2 separate regions of the Homo sapiens genome follow, and region 1 is linked to region 2. A link is an interaction called in ENCODE POLR2A ChIA-PET data of the cell type or tissue named here. Cell type or tissue: Panc1. All regions are shown on one strand. Links, peaks and the distances in the headings refer to the core of each region. The heading gives the core; the rest is flanking DNA. Region 1 overlaps CUX1 (cut like homeobox 1). Region 2 has its middle 74 kb from the start of MYL10.

Region 1 (2,910 bases), core at 217-2,716, 220 kb after region 2:
TGATCGCGGTCAAACTCCGATTTCCCGCGTGTGTGATTCCAGAGTTCTTCTGGAGGCGAGGTTACGGGAGGTCTGCAGCATGTCTGACCTGCAGCCCCGGCTCACTGGCCTGGCTGTAGGGAGTTAGTGGATGGAGAGTGGCTGGACAGTTTGGAGACCAGGTAACCCAGCGTGGGGTCCTCCCTGGAGAAACCCCCAGTGCTCCTGCGACATCGGCCTGGCTTCAGGGCTCTGCTATTTGAATGTGATGCTCAACTCTCCAATAAATGGTCGTCTGTGTTAGGCTTGCTTCCAGAAAGAGCTCAGGGATGGTTTTGGGTTTTGTTCTGCTTCTTTTCAATATGGGAGGAACCTTCTCTGATGGGAGAAAAGAGAGGAGGAGAACCACATTCCTGAGATGCTGTGATTTTATCATGAAACCATCCCCAGCCCTCATCCTGGTGACGTCAGTCGGCCCAGTCCTACTCCAGAACGCTTCTTGGGTGTCTGTCTGCAGGACTTTGCTCAGTTAATTTTTGTCTCCTCTAAAACAGACCCCGTTGCTCTGGGAGGAGAGCCGAGCTGCGGCTCAGGGGCCGTCACTGGTCATTTTTGCCCTGATGTATTTTTGCCTCTACATTTCTTGATCTCTGGAACGTTAATCCCAACGATGCCTGGTCTGCGGTGCTCACAGTCTGTGTCTGTGCTTTCTACACCTGTCCTGCTCAGATGCACATGATGTCACACCCAGGTCTCCATCCTGGCTCTTGTTGGCTGCGGCGGCAGCCCTGACTGTCGGAGACGCCTGGCTCAGCATGCCCACCTTGCAACAGGGAGCACCCTGTGCTGCTCACAGAACTGCCCATCCACTTTCTTTTCCTTTCCTGGGTGCCAACATCTTCCTCTGCCCCTTCTACGCCGGCCTGGCGCATTTCTCTGATTTCTGTGTTCCCGGGTAGCAGTTGTAAAAATTCAGGCTTGGGAGTTGTCTTGAGATAGGACTTGGAAAGGAATCTTTTACCATCGTTGAAATTGGCTAGATTTGTGGATTCCTTCCCGACCCTGGCAGGCACGGTGAGGGGAGGAGGTCCCTCCTTTTTATTGATCAGGATGCACTGTGTGCGGGGTAAGCCAGGAAGCCACGCACCTGATGCTATCTCTGCCATGGGGAGGAGGACAGAGGATGGGAAGATGCTGTGAACTTTTATGATTCGTTTTTCACTCTCGGTGAGAAAAGGAGCTAGCAGGATGGGTGAGGGAGTGGAGGGTAGTAATATATAGTTGTGGCCTGGGCCCAAACGCATTTAGTCACTGCCTCGACAGCCTTTATATAGACACCACCAGAGTGACTCAGCCTGGAAAAAGAGAGTCACTTAAAAATAAAGTTGCGACTCCAGTGGACACGTGGTGCACAGGCTGCCCTGAGATAGTCACCAGGGCTCCATGGCCCTGCACACCCCCCAGGACCCTGGGCGAGTCAGGTGGTGAAGTGAGGGTGATCGTTGTAACCCCATCTTGGCATTGACGTGAGGATTTAGCAAAGTCACATATCATCCCAATTACTTTTTTCCTTTTTTTTTTTTTTCTTTTTGGAGACAGGGTCTTGCTCTGTGGCCCAGGCTGGAGAGCAGTGGCATGATCTCAGCTCACTGCAGCCTCAACCTCCCAGCCTCAAATGATCCTCCCACCTCAGCCTCCCGAGTAGCTGGGACTACAGGCGTGCACCACCACACCTGGTTATTTTTTTTTATTTTTTATTTTTTGTAGAGATGGGGGTCTCACTTTGTTGCCCGGGCTGATCTCGAACTCCTGGGCTCAAGCGATCCTCCCACCTCAGCCTCCCAAAATGTTGGGATTACCGGCGTGAGCCACCACACCTGGCCTTTGATGCTTTCTAAACATGAAACAGCATCCAGGCATCATCGGCTACTCCTTGATATGTCAGTGTTACCCACTGGACTCTCAACTCTTCTCTGTTATCAACAAATCTTGTTTTACTCCTCATTAGACCCTAAAACCACTGCACACAGAAAAGTGAAAAGCCCAGCCTCATTTTCCTTTCATCACGTTGAGCCCATTGAGTTGGCTTCATTGAAGGCCCACAGCCCTGATGTGACACAATGGGGCCTTTTTTTGAGCTAGAATTCCACTCCGTCACCCGGGTTGGAGTACAGTGGCTCGATCTCGGCTCACTGAAACCTCTGCCTCCCAGGCTCCAGCAATTCTCCTGCCTCAGCCTCCCAAATAGCTGGGACTACAGGCATGTGCCACTGTGCCCAGATAATTTTTTTGTATTTTTCATAGAGATGGGGTTTCACCATGTTGGCCAGGTTGGTCTCAAACTCCTGGCCTCAAATGATCCACCTGCCTCGGCCTCCTAAAGTGTTGGGATTACAGGCATGAGGCACAGTGCCTGGCCAAAAGTAGATTTCTATAGAGATAGAAACCCCCAGGGGTGAGGGGATAGAGGAATGAGGAATGACTGATAGTTGGTATGAGGTTTCTTTTTGGAATATAAAAATGTCCTAGAATAAGACAGTGGTGATACTTGCACAACTTTGAATATGCCAAATGCCACTGAACTGTGTACTTTAAATGGGTGAGTTGTATGGTATATAAATTATACATCAATAAAGCTGTTATTTAAAAAAAAAATTCAGCCAGGTGCAGTAGCTCACGCTTATAATCCCAGCACTTTGGGAGGCTGAGGCAGATGGATTGCTTTTGCTCAGGAGTTGGAGACCAGCCTGGGCAATATAGTGAGACCTCACCCCTACAGAAAAATAGAAATATTAGCTGGGAGTGGTGGTGCGTACCTATGGTCCCAGCTACTCAGAAGGCTGAGGTAGGAGGGTCGCTTGAGTCTAGCAGGAGATTGAGGCTTCAGTGAGCCATGATTGCACCACTGCACTCCAATGTGGGTGACAGAGT
Region 2 (2,910 bases), core at 243-2,742:
GAATCCCAGCCAGCCTCCCCAATCAGGAAGGGTGAAGTCCATGCCGGGAGGGCCTGACCAACACCTGAAGTACCAGGAGAGCTGGAGCCATAGACTCGTCACCCTCTGCGGAAGGACGGGGAGCCGGATTGAATGAGAGGGTCCTGGGAAACAAACAGAAAGAGGAGATCCAGGTGTAGGAAGAATGTTTTTGAGGGACGTTACCCCCAAACATCCAGGCTGTCAGGGCCTGCTCCCCTCGGACGGTGCAGAGCAAGGAGAAGGTCAGACAATGGCCCCGTCATCCTCCCACACCCTGAGCTATACAGTTAAATAACAGCGGCACCTCCATCACAGCCCAGGGTCTATTTGGTTTGCAGGGACTGGCACCAAGCAACAGACACTTGAGGAAGGGGTGCTACTTCCTGATCAGCAGAGAAGGGACTAAAGAAATGCTCCTGGCCGGGCACCGTGGCTCACGCCTGTAATCCCAGAACTTTGGGAGGCCGAGGTGGGTGGATCATCTGAGGTCAGGAGTTGAGCAACATGGCAAAATCCCATCTCTACTATACAAAAATCAGCCAGGCATGGTGGTGTATGCTTGTAATCCCAGCTACTTCGGAGGATAGGCAGGAGAATCGCTTGAACCCGGGAGGCGGAGGTTGCAGGAAGCTGAGATCGCGCCGTTGCATTTCAGCCTGGGCGACAGAGCAAGACTCTGTCTCAAAAAAATAAAAATAAAAATAAAAATAAATAAAAAAACAAAGTCCTCTTTCCCAGGGTGAGGAGGCACAGCCTGGGGGAGAGGGAGGGAGTTAGCATGGAGCCCATGGGAGGGGGCAGCAAGACTGAGGGATGGGGGGCAACGGAGGAGAGACATCTAGCGCCAAGTCCCAAGAGGGGACTCGGGAAATGTCCAGGGATTGATTGACACTTTACAAGACTCAAACACGTTGCACGTGGCACTCCCCAGATTATTGCCCTATAAATGAGTATGCAGCACGTTGACTGCTTCATGACCGGGAGGAATCCAGCCCGACACAAGTAAACAGACGACTGCAGTACCGCCCAATAACGCTAATAGGTGCTTTGAGAGAAGTGAGTTCAGGGTTCGCTTTCCAAGCTCAGGGTTAGTGACTGGCTTGCTGGGCAAATTACTCACTCTGCCTGGGGGCAAGGAGATGTCCAGGAAGGCTTCCTGGAGGAGGGGACAACTCAGCTAATAACCTTTAAGAGCACCAGGAGTGCAATTCTCTTGTTGGCAAGAGAGTGATTAATACCGGAGGTGGGTCCACTGTGTGGAGGAGAGAGTGGAGGGACAGTGAGAGAGGAGAAAAAGTTAGGGACAAGCTCAGAATCTCTTGGAGCTAGAGCGTTTTTTCTTTTCTTTTCTTTTTTCTTTTTTTTTTTTTTTTGCCCGACCGCGGCTCACTGCAATCTCCGCCTCCCAGGTTCAAGCAATTCTCCGGCTTTAGCCTCCTGAGTAGCTGGGATTACAGACCCATGCCACCATGCCGGGCTAATTTTTGTATTTTTAGTAGAGATGGGGTTTCACCATGTTGGCCAGGCTGGTCTCCAACTCCTGACCTCGTGATCCGCCCCCCTCGGCCTCCCAAAGTGCTGGGATTACAGGCGTAAACCACCATGCCCAGCTGGGAGCAAGAGTTTTATCTTGAAAAATACATGCAACTTTCCCATCCTGCTCCGTAATACAGTGTTGGTTTTTGTTTTGGGTTTTTTTTTTTTTTTTGAGAAAGGGTCTCCCTCTGTCTCCTAGGCTGGAGAACAGTGGCACCAGCATGGTTCACTGCAGCCTCAACCTCCCAGGCTCAGGCAATCCTCCCACCTCAGCCTCCCGTGTAGCTGGGACCATAGGTGCACACCACCACCCATCACGCCAGGCTAATTTTTAATTTTTTTGTAGAGATAGAGTCTTACCAGGTTGCCAAGGCCGGTCTCGAACTCCTGGGCTCAAGTGATTCTCCTGCCTCAGCCTCTCAAAGTGCTGGGATTACAGGCATGAGCCACCACGCCCAATCAGCGTTGGTTTTCATGTAAAAACAAGTTTTCTTTTTTTTTTTCTTTCTTTTTTTTTTTTTGAGACATAGTCGCTCTGTCACCCAGGCTGGACTGCAATGACTGCAATGGCTCACTGCAACCTCCGCCTCCTGGGTTCAAGCAATTCTCCTGCCTCAGCCGCCTGAGTAGCTGGGATTACAGGCATGCGCCACCACACCTGGCTAATTTTCACATTTTTAGTAGAGACAGGGTTTCACCATGTTGGCCAGGCTGGTCTCAAACTCCTAACCTCAGGTGATCCACCCGCCTCAGCCTCCCAAAGTGCTGGGATTACAGGCGTGAGCCATTGCACCTGGCCTAAAAACAAGTTTCCTAATTACTTACCACATATGAGTAGACAGGTCAATGGAACAGGAAACAAAGCCCCAAAATGTACACCAAAACATAGTGGAATTTAGCATATGATAAAGAGGGCCTTACATCAGTGAGGTAAGCATGGGCTTTTTAATAAATGGTGTTGGTAAAACCAGGAAACCACCTGGAAACAAATAAAACTGAATCTGTTCGCCAGAACACAAAAACAAATTCCAAATGGGCCCAAGATTTAGATGTAAACATTAAAATCATAAGAGAACCAGAAGAAATATGAATGAATCCCTTTATAACTTTGGATTGGGGACCATCTTCCAATGACTTAAAATCCAAAACCAAGGAGGGGGAATAGTGAGCATTTAAGTTGATGATGATGATGATAATGATGATGATAATAATAATAATAATAATAATAATGGGGCCAGGCACGGTGGCTCATGCCTGTAATCTCAGCACTTTGGGAGGCTGAGGGAGATGGATAACCTGAGGTCAGGAGTTCAAGACCAGCCTGGCCAACATGGCGAAACCCCGTCTCTACTA

Evidence for each region. ChIA-PET counts read pairs that join two places held together with the same protein. Peaks named below come from ENCODE experiments on the same cell type or tissue, not always from the same donor. Only the 100,000 strongest peaks of a DNase experiment are listed, where the experiment ranks them.
Region 1: POLR2A ChIA-PET joins it to region 2 with 7 read pairs; 3 of 35 experiments call an interaction of 5 or more read pairs at or near these places.

The regions. Positions count from the first base shown.
Region 1 is chr7:101,923,013-101,925,922 of GRCh38, forward strand. All of the region lies in intron 2 of CUX1 (cut like homeobox 1), which reads left to right. Among named protein-coding and RNA genes, the nearest start is that of CUX1, 110 kb to the left of the region's middle. In Panc1, for the core only: no CTCF peak of the experiment used is centred there; a DNase peak (open chromatin) is centred at 1,339.
Region 2 is chr7:101,701,545-101,704,454 of GRCh38, forward strand. No RefSeq gene overlaps it. Among named protein-coding and RNA genes, the nearest start is that of MYL10, 74 kb to the left of the region's middle. In Panc1, for the core only: no CTCF peak of the experiment used is centred there; no DNase peak of the experiment used is centred there.